2 separate regions of the Homo sapiens genome follow, and region 2 is linked to region 1. A link is a loop called in an ENCODE intact Hi-C map of the cell type or tissue named here. Cell type or tissue: PC-3. All regions are shown on one strand.

What was found. A loop is a pair of places that touch in the nucleus more often than their neighbours do. Peaks named below come from ENCODE experiments on the same cell type or tissue, not always from the same donor. Only the 100,000 strongest peaks of a DNase experiment are listed, where the experiment ranks them.
Region 2: a loop joins it to region 1, with 6 times the contacts of the local background. A loop is called at or near these places in 1 of 110 quality-filtered maps.

Annotation. Positions count from the first base shown.
Region 1 is chr4:1,937,306-1,942,305 of GRCh38, reverse strand. NSD2 (nuclear receptor binding SET domain protein 2) reads right to left here. Exons shown (of 22, transcript NM_001042424.3): 8 at 3,774-3,855; 9 at 2,528-2,652. Among named protein-coding and RNA genes, the nearest start is that of MIR943, 47 kb to the left of the region's middle. In PC-3, no CTCF peak of the experiment used is centred here; a DNase peak (open chromatin) is centred at 2,015; H3K4me3 peaks cover 504 bases; H3K27ac peaks cover 2,237 bases.
Region 2 is chr4:2,204,130-2,209,129 of GRCh38, reverse strand. It overlaps POLN (DNA polymerase nu), which reads left to right. Exons shown (of 26, transcript NM_181808.4): 5 at 643-1,143. Among named protein-coding and RNA genes, the nearest start is that of HAUS3, 35 kb to the left of the region's middle. In PC-3, no CTCF peak of the experiment used is centred here; a DNase peak (open chromatin) is centred at 2,679; H3K27ac peaks cover 1,771 bases.

The sequences.
Region 1 (5,000 bases):
TGCTCTACTAAAGGAATAAAAAATGAAGTTACAAAACACTTAAATCACATTAATTCCTTCACAGGCCTTTGTCATGCAAGTGTGTAATTTTAATTTATTCTCTTCCTCAGGGTGATGTAGTACCATGTAATAATTATTCCAATAAAAATTTTTATTTATCACATATACCTTTTTCAAGAAGAATTTAAACTACAACATGACCTAAAGTGTTCTGAAATACCAACCCTATAAAAGTACCTTATTTCAAACAAATGTGATGAAAGGGAGGAAATACAAACATGCAAAGGGGGTGTGACCCAATGGGTGTGTGTCAGTGTGGACCTCAAACAGCAATTCTCATGGTCACCTAACTCATATCAGAATCGGGCCCAGCAGTCAACAGGCTGTTTTTTATAACACTACACTTTGCCTCATATGCTAACAGGCATTCAGCATTGGAAACATCACAAACATTTACTGTAGTTCAGTCGCGTTAATATATAATAGACAAGTTTATTTGTTCACCTAAAGTAGTTTTAACAGCATAATTCTATAAAAATGAACACTAATGGAAGATTTATCTAAGCCATACAAAAGTAGTTTAATGGAAAAGACCCAGTAATTTAAACGTTTTCATATAAGGAACATGATGCACACTATGGGATCTATGCATCACCTTCAAAATGTAGGAAGGTGTATTAATTTCACATATTTAATGTATTATATAAATGTATTTAACAACCTATCAACTTCTGACATTCTGAAGAATTAAAATTTAAGTCTAATGATGATAAAATGCTTCATCTATGTCTTCTCAAGGTCAGGACAACTGCCTAGGCCAGGGAGACTGAGCTCCCCTGACTCATGGGCAGGCCTCGACCCCGCTACACTGGCCTCATGCATTACTCTAAATCAAAGCCTTCGATATACATGACTTAGGATCAGGAATAACAGAGAAGATCTCAGCAGGCTCCATGTTCTCTCTACTGTACCTGACAACAGTATAAGCAACAACTCAAGTGAATAACCGGACCAAAATTATGATAACAGAAAAACTCATTAAAAGCTCTTTAAAGCAAAAATCTCAACTTAAGTGAAAAATGTTTAATATTCTTCTTTGGAACTGTAAATGACCTTTCATTTAATTTTCTAAGATTTTAACCTGAACTTGGACAAGAAAGAAAGGAAAAAGGAAAAATAATTTGTATAAAATTTGCCTTTTCATATTTCAGTAAGCTCCTAGATGTTTCAGTAAATAATTCTTACTGCCTTTTCTCCAGTGTGTCCAAACATCACAAAATGCTTAATTATCTACACGTATCAAACTGTAAAGCAGCCCCAGTCCCACCATCCGTGAACAGGTCTCGACCACCACTGAGTTGGTTTGAGTCCCTGCAGAAAATCCCACTCGGAGGAGTGGTCGCTGAGGATTCAGAGTGGCAAGCCGCAGAGCTCTATGAGCCCCGCCCAGGTTGCCTAGGTCCCTGACCTTCCTGCACTGGAAGGCCTACACTCCTCTAATGAGTGGAAACAACTGAGGCACACCCCATCCTTCCTGGGGACCATGGCAGAGACCTGGCCAGAAGTGCCGCCTTCTGACTCAGCAAGAGTAAGGGGCCTGTCCAACCCTTGCCTCACTACCCTGTTCCAAAAGGGCCCCCAGTTATCATCTCCTCATAAACATGACAAAAACAGGACCCATGTCTACAATGAGAAAAACAGCATCACGGAGAACCAAATAACAAGAAATTAAAACTCCAAAGCTCTATGAAGGTAATCCCTAAAAATCAGGAAACCAAAACTACCTCCGAACAAAAAAGTGTCACACCTACGTTCTGTGGCTATTTGTTGTTTTTGGCAACGGCAAAAAATTTAGGTTTGATAATAAAGTCTAAGTGTCATGTTACAATGATGGCAGGCAGCAGCCCCAAATGGCTTTATTTTGCTATCATGTACTCTGCAAGTCCAGAACACAGGAGTCATATTACAATGGTAGTTCTGACTCACCTCAACACTCAAGTAACTAAAAATGTGCCAGAATTTAAAGGACCAAAGCCATGAAATGCATGAGAACAAAGAAATCTTTGGCTTCCTCCATGAGCCTAGGTCTGGAAGCAACAGGAATCAGGTGTGGTGTGTGAGTCGCCTTCCACCCCACCCAGTATATGTCAGCTCAACTGACACTGTGCCCTTTCAGAACCAACGCAGACTTACTTCCATGTGAACTCTTACAGTGTGAGGGCTACACAGAACACAACATTCTTCAGACAGATTTTAAGAACTATGAAACTGCATCAAGACTGAAGTATATCTGTACATGTACACAGACACTGTGTGCGTGTGTATAAAAAGTGCTCAAATAAACTAACATAGTGCACTGTTTGTCCATTTCATGAATCTGAGTTAGCCAAGAGGCCCTAAAACATCTGCACTGGCAGTGAGCACCAATGCTGCGCTTATGAAGTCTGAGCATTACTCACACTGCAGCGTGGGCAGCTAAATGGCCTTCATACCAATGCCATGGTTATCGTTATTATTATTATTTTACCTCATTCTCAGTTAAGGATGCAGAAGGAGATGAACTTTTGCTAAACCCAAGAGCTGAAGATGCTGCCGTGGAAGCCCGATTTCGCTTCTTCAGTGGTTTACATGCATCAGACAGATTTTTCGTTGCTGTAAAATAATTTTGGTTTGTAAAGTTTCAAATCATAAACCCTTGATCTTTTTACTGCTTAAAAATTACCCCTCAAATAAGTGAAGTTCTAAAGATGAATCTTCTGAATTCCTTTGTCCTTCTGGCTTAACTTTCTATCATGGAAAAATCTGAACATAAACAAAAGCAGACAAACTGTACAATGAACCCCATGTCCTCGCTACTTGGCCCCCAAAAACATCAACCTGGGGCCAGCGTGGCTCTATCCATACCTGGTTCCACGTCCCCCTGCCAGATTATTCTGAAGCAAATCCCAGACATATCATTTCATCCATAAGAAGTTTAGCACAAATCTCTAAACATAAAGTCTTACATATAACCACAATGCTACTCCCACACTTAAAAGTAACAATGCTCTTATATCATCAGCTAGCGTTCAAATGTCCAATTGCTCATGTCTTTTTTTTTTTTTAAAGTCTGTTTAACTGATTTTTAAAAGCCAGTCAAGCACCTCATGCAAAACAAGAAAAACAGAGCCATTGCCACTCTCCTCCCCAGGGTTTTGTTTTCCTTTTAATTAAGAGTTGGAGAAGGTATGACTTCTTCAATAAGGGATCAAACAGGTATTTCAAAAAGATAACTAAAAGGTAAAAGGAAGTGTAATTTCCCCTCTTATTTTTTTGACAATTATTTTTCATAAAGGTTTTAAGCTAGTTTCTTTAGCATGTGAAATATAAATAACGAGCCCTTACTGTTAGCTTACATGCAGAGGGTCAGGGTACTGAAGGGTGACAGAATTTACAGTAGCAACTGGCACCATCAAGTAAGAAACCTGAAAACTTCTGGTTGAAATCACTTTTCTAGTAAAATTTTAAATTGCAAATAATAGAGCCAAGTAAAAAGTAACTTCAATAAAATTTAGCCAAACCCTTCAAAATAACATACACATTAAAACAGTTTAGTTTTCAACCACAGGAGAACCTCCTTTCCTTCTTTTTCACTCCTAGCTTAATTGTGGATTCCTCCCCTGCCCTGTTCCCCTTCACCAGCCCCAGCCTTCCCCTTTCACACTCTCAGCCCACCCACCCAGCCCAGCCTGGGCACCCAGAAGCCAAGAAGGAAAGGGCGCTGACCACATTACCTGCCTGGCTCTTGAGCGAGGAGGCTGCCTCCATGGCCTTGTAAGAGCTTGTTCTGGCCGTTTTGTCAGTGATTGTGTCTCTCTATTATTTAAAAAAAAAAAAAAAAAAAAAAAAAGAAAGAAAAAAAAAAGAAAAGAAAAAAAGGAAAAAAAAAGAAAAAGAACAACAAAAGGAAAAGAAAGGAAAAAAAATCTCCTCATGTGAATGAACACAGGTTGCTGAAAAGTTTCGTGGCAGAAACTTCTTCCTTTGGAAATGTGTTCCACACATAAGTCATCCATGGTTGCCCAATCTCAGACTTTTTTCACAATCTGGACTGATTCTTTCTTCGCACCTCCCGCTCTCGCATCTGTCAGGAGGGCGAGGTGGGTGGGGCCACGCCAAGACCCGCTGCAGTCATGTGGTTAAGACACCTGATACGAGTCTTATTGAACATGCACCTAGACTCTCCACTGAACCCAAAGCAGAGGATGAACATGAGAAAAATGGATCCTTCCATTCAAGAGGTGCCCAATCAAGTTAGACTCAGCCCTGCTAAGTCAGGACCAACATTACTAGTATCACTATACTGAGGATTTCCAATTTTTAGACAAACACCAGATACACCTAATGAACAAAGATCATCAGTAAAACATGTCACAACTGAGAAAAGCAAGAAATGGGAGAAGGGATCATGAAGCTTTTCTCAAGGGCTGAGATTCTGAAAGGTGTGGCTGAAAACTGTCCTGTCCCCATAGCACTAGAGCAGCGCTGCCCAGGGAATGACTTGCCACTCCTGCACTCATACTCCATCTCACCCACCTGCCTGGAACCAGAGCCAGTGAGACAGGATGCGGTGAGGTGGAATCCAGAGGATCATGGACAAGGCGACAGGAGAATGCACTTGGGACAGTGCCTAGCATGTCAGAAGTGCTCAGTGCACATTGGGTGTCATATGTGGTTTGGCTCAGGTTTATAAAACCCAAATCTGAAGAGACAAGACACCATTACTTCTTTTTATCATGTGCTATCTCCTGAGATAGGAGCTAATAAAACATTACTAGCCACTTAATGTGAATTTTGGTATTCTGAGTGTCTAGGGTCATGTATTTTTTAGGTATAACATTTACACAAATATTTCAAAACAACCAGTTTCAGTATGATTGCCAGCAAAGGGCTGCTTTAATAGAAGGTAACCTGGCCAGCCGCAGTGGCTCACACCTGTAATCCCAGCACTTTGGGAGGTG
Region 2 (5,000 bases), 270 kb before region 1:
AATGGCTTTTACTTGGAAGTTGTAAATTATTAATCTTCTCTCTTATGCACATATGCAACATAATCCTATCCATGACATGTCTCATTACATGCACTGATTCCCAGAACAGGGGCCAGTTGGAGGCTTTTGAGCTTTTTTTTCGAGACAGAGTTTCGCTCTTGTCACCCAAGCTGGAGTGCAATGGTGCAATCCCAGCTCACTTCAGCCTCCACCTCCTGAATTCAAGTGATTCTCCTGCCTCAGCCTCCCGAGTAGCTGGAATTACAAGCGCCTGCCACCATGCCAGCTAATTTTTGTATTTTTAGTAAGATGAAGTTTCACCATGTTGGCCAGACTCATCTCGAATTCCTGACCTCAAGTGATCCACCCACCTCGGCCTCCCAAAGTGCTGGGATTACAGGCGTGAGCCACCACGCCTGGCTGGTTTTTGAGCTCTTGATCCAGATATGCATGCCTACCTTGGTTGAGAAAAATCACTGCTCTAGAAGACACTATAGGGTTTCCTTAGAAGGTTTGATCATAGGTAATATGAAGATTGTGTCTCCATATTACCTTAGACAAGTTTTTACCAGAAATTAGTTTAGTTTATAGATCTGTCTTATGAGTCCATATTCTAATGAAATATTTTCCATTTTTCTGTAGGATCTTAAATCTTTAAGAAGTCAGACATCAAGAGGTTCTGCCAAGCTGTCTCCTCAGTCCTTCAGTGTCAGGCTCACAGATCAGCTGTCTGCTGACCAAAAACAGAAGAGCATCAGCTCATTGACTCTTTCAAGTTGTTTAATTCCACAGTATAATCAAGAGGCTTCAGTTCTACAGAAAAAGGGGCATAAAAGAAAGCATTTCCTAATGGAGAATATAAATAATGAAAATAAAGGAAGCATTAATCTTAAAAGAAAACATATTACATATAATAATTTGTCAGAGAAAACAAGTAAACAAATGGCATTGGAAGAAGATACTGATGACGCCGAAGGCTACCTAAATTCTGGGAACTCAGGAGCATTGAAAAAACATTTTTGTGATATTAGGCATTTGGATGATTGGGCAAAAAGCCAGCTGATTGAAATGCTCAAACAGGCAGCAGCCCTGGTGATAACTGTGATGTATACTGATGGTTCCACCCAGCTAGGAGCTGACCAGGTTAGTAAACAGTGATGTTTTTATTTGCTGTCTTGACACCATAAAAGAAGCCCATTTTCTTAGTGTCAGATTTTGATAGGAGAGCTAGAAACAAGATTTTAAGGCTTTCCTTCCCCTCCAGTGGTAAGTGATTGACAATGTATGCTCCCATCAGTTTCTTAGGAAACTGTAAAACTGTTTTCCAGAGTGGGTGTACCATTTTACCTTCCACCAGCAGTGTACTAGGGTTTCAAATTCTCCACCTCCTTGTCAACACATGTTGTTGTCTGTTTTTTTAGCCATTCCAGTGATTCCGAAGTGGTATTTCATAGTGGTTTTAAATTGTATTTCCCTATTATCTAGTGACATTGAGCATCTTTTCATGTGCTTATTGGCCATTCATATATCTTCTTTGATGAAATGTCTGTTCAAATTTTTTGCCCATTTTAAAATTGGGTTATTTGTGTTTTATTCTGGATCTTTATATATTCTGATACAAGTCTCTTATAAGATATATTATTTATACGTCTCCCAATTTCTGTCATATTTTTAAAAAAAATTATTGAGGGTGTCTTTTGAAGCACAAAATTTTTAAATTTGATCTCTATTGATTTTTTTAAAAACCTTTCCTTTTCATTTTCCTTTTCCTTTTCCTTTCCTTTCCTTTCCTTTCCTCTACTTTCCTGCACCCATCACTCAAGCAGTATACACTGCACACAATTTGTAGTATTTTATCCCTCACCCCCTTCCCACCCTTTCCTCCTGAGTCCCCAAAGTCCACTGTGTCATTCTTATGCCTTTGCATCCTCATAGCTTAGCTCCCACCTATAAGTAAGAACATACAATGTTTCGTTTTCCATTCCTGAGTTACTTCACTTAGAATAGTAGTCTCCAATCTCATCCAGGTCACTGTGAATGCCATTAATTCATTCACTTTTATGGCTGAGTAGTATTCCATCATATGTATATACCACAGTTTCTTTATTCACTCCTTGATTGATGGGCATTTGGGTTGGTTCCACGTTTTTGCAATTGCAAATTGTGCTGCTATAACCATGCACGTGCAAGTATCCTTTACGTATAATGACTTCTTTTCCTCTGGGTAGATACCCAGTAGTGGGATTGCTGGATCAAATGGTAGTTCTACTTTTAGTTCTTTAAGGAATTTCCACACTGTTTGCCATAGTGATTGTACTAGTTTACATTCCCACCAGAAGTATAGAAGTGTTCCCTGTTCACTGCATCCATGCCAATATCTATTATTTTTTGACTTTTTGATTATGGCCATTCTTGCAGGAGTAAGATGGTATTACATTGTGGTTTTGATTTGCATTTCCATGATCATTAGTGATGATGAGCATTTTTTCATATATTCGTTGGCCAGTTGTATATCTTCTTTGGAGAATTGTCTATTCATGTCCTTAGCCCACTTTTTGATGGGATTGTTTGCTTTTTTCTTGCTAATTTGTTTGAGTCATTGTAGATTCTGGATATTAGTCCTTTGTCAGATGTATGGATTGTGAAAATTTTCTCCCACCCTGTGGGTTGTCTGTTTACTCTGCTGACTATTCCCTTTGCTATGCAAAAGCCTTTTAGTTTAATTAAGTCCCAGCTATTTATCTTTGTTTTTATTACATTTGCTTTTGGGTTCTTGGTCATGAAATCCTTGCCTAAGCCAATTTCTGGAAGGGTTTTTCCCATGTTATCTTCTAGAATTTTTATAGTTTCAGGTATTAAATTTAAGTCCTTGATCCATCTTGAGCTGATGTTTGTATAAGGTGAGAGATGAGGATCCAGTTTCATTTTACATGTGGCTTGCCAATTATCTCAGCACCATTTGTTGAATAGGGTGTCCTTTCCCCACTTTATGTTTTTGTTTGCTTTGTCAAAGATCAGTTGGCTGTAAGTATTTGGGTTTATTTCTGGTTTCTCTATTTGGTTCAATTGGTCTATGTGCCTATTTTTATACCAGTACCATGCTGTTTTGGTAACAATGGCCTTATAGTATAGTTTGAAATCAGGTACTGTGATGCCTCCAGATTTGCTCTTTTTGCTTAGTCTTGCTTTGGCTATGTGGGCTTTTTTGTTGTTGTTGCTCCATATGAATTTTAAGATTTTTTTTTTTTTTTTTTTGAGACAGAGTCTCGCTCTGTCGCCCAAGCTGGAGTGCAGTGGCACAATCTCAGCTCACTGCAACCTCTGCCTCCTGGGTTCAAGTGATTCTTCTGCCTCAGCCTCCCAAGTAGCTGGGACTTGGGAGGTGCGTGCCACCACGCCCGGCTAATTTTTGTATTTTTAGCAGAGACGAGGTTTCACCATATTGACCAGGCTGGTCTCGAACTCCTGACCTTGTGATCCACCTGCCTTGGACTCCCAAAGTGCTGGGATTACAGGTGTCAGCCACCATGCCTGGCCTAGGACTGTTTTTTATAGTTCTGTGAAGAATGATGGTGGTATTTTGACGGGAATTGCATTGAATTTTTAGATTGCTTTTGGCAGTATGGTCATTTTCACAATATTGATTCTACCCTTCCATGAGCATGGGATGTGCTTCCATTTGTTTGTGTCATCTGTGATTTCTTTCAGCAGTGTTTTGGAGTTTTCCATGCAGAGGTCTTTCACCTCCTTGGTTAGGTATATTCCTAAGTATTTTATTTTTTTGCAGCTATTGTAAAAGGGGTTGAGTTCTTGATTTGATTCTCAGCTTAGTCACTGTTAGTGTATAGCAGAGCTACTGATTTGTGTACCTTAATTTTGTATCCAGAAACTTGGCTGAATTCTTTCATCAGTTCTAGGAGCTTTCTGGAGGAATCTTTAGGGTTTTCTAGGTAAACAATCATATAATCAGCAAATAGTGACAGTTGATTTCCTCTTTATCGATTCGGATGCTTTTTATTTCTTTCTTTTGTCTGATTGCTCTGGCTAGGACTTCCAATACTATATTGAAAGGAAGTCGTGAGAGTGGGCATCCTTGTCTTGTTCCAGTTCTCAGGGTGAGTGCTTTCAACTTTTCTCCATTCAGTATTATGTTGGCTGTGGGTTTATAATAGATGGCTTTATTACATTAAGATATGTCCCTTGTATGCCAATTGTGCTGAGAGTTTTAATAATAAAGCAATGCTGGATTTTGTTGAATGCTTTTTCTGTATCTATTGAGGTGATCATGTGATTTTTGCTTCTAATTCTGTTTATGTGGTATATCACATTTATTGACTTGCGTATGTTAGACCAACCCTGCATCCCTGGTATGAAACCCACTTGATCATGGTGGATTATCTTTTTGATGTGTTGTTGGATTTGGTTAGCTAGTATTTTGTTAAGGACTTTTGCATCTATGTTCATCAGAGATATTGGTCTGTAGTTTTCTCTTTTGGTGGTATCCTTTCCTGGTATTGGTATTAGGGTGATACTGACTTCACAGAATGATTTAGTGAGGATTCCCTCTTTCTCTATCTTGTGGAATAGTGTCAATAGGATCAGTACTGATTCTTCTTTGAATGTCTGATAGAATTCTGCTGTGAATCTGTCTGGTCTTGGACTTTTTTTATTTGTAATTTTTTTGTTACCATTTCAGTCTCACTGCTTGTTATTGGTTTGTTCAGGACATCTAATTCTTCCTGATTTAAATTAGAAAGGTTGTATCTTTCCAAGAATTTATCCATATCCTCTAGGTTTTCGAGTTTATGTGTGTAAAGTTGTTCATAGTAGCCTTGAGTGATCTTTTCATTTTTGTGGTGTCAGTTGTTATATCTCCCATTTTGTTTCTAATTGAGCTTATTTGGATTTTTTCTCTTATTTTCTTGGTTAATCTTGGTAATGGTCTATCAATTTTATTTATCTTTTCAAAGAACCAGCCTTTTGTTTCATTTATCTTTTTT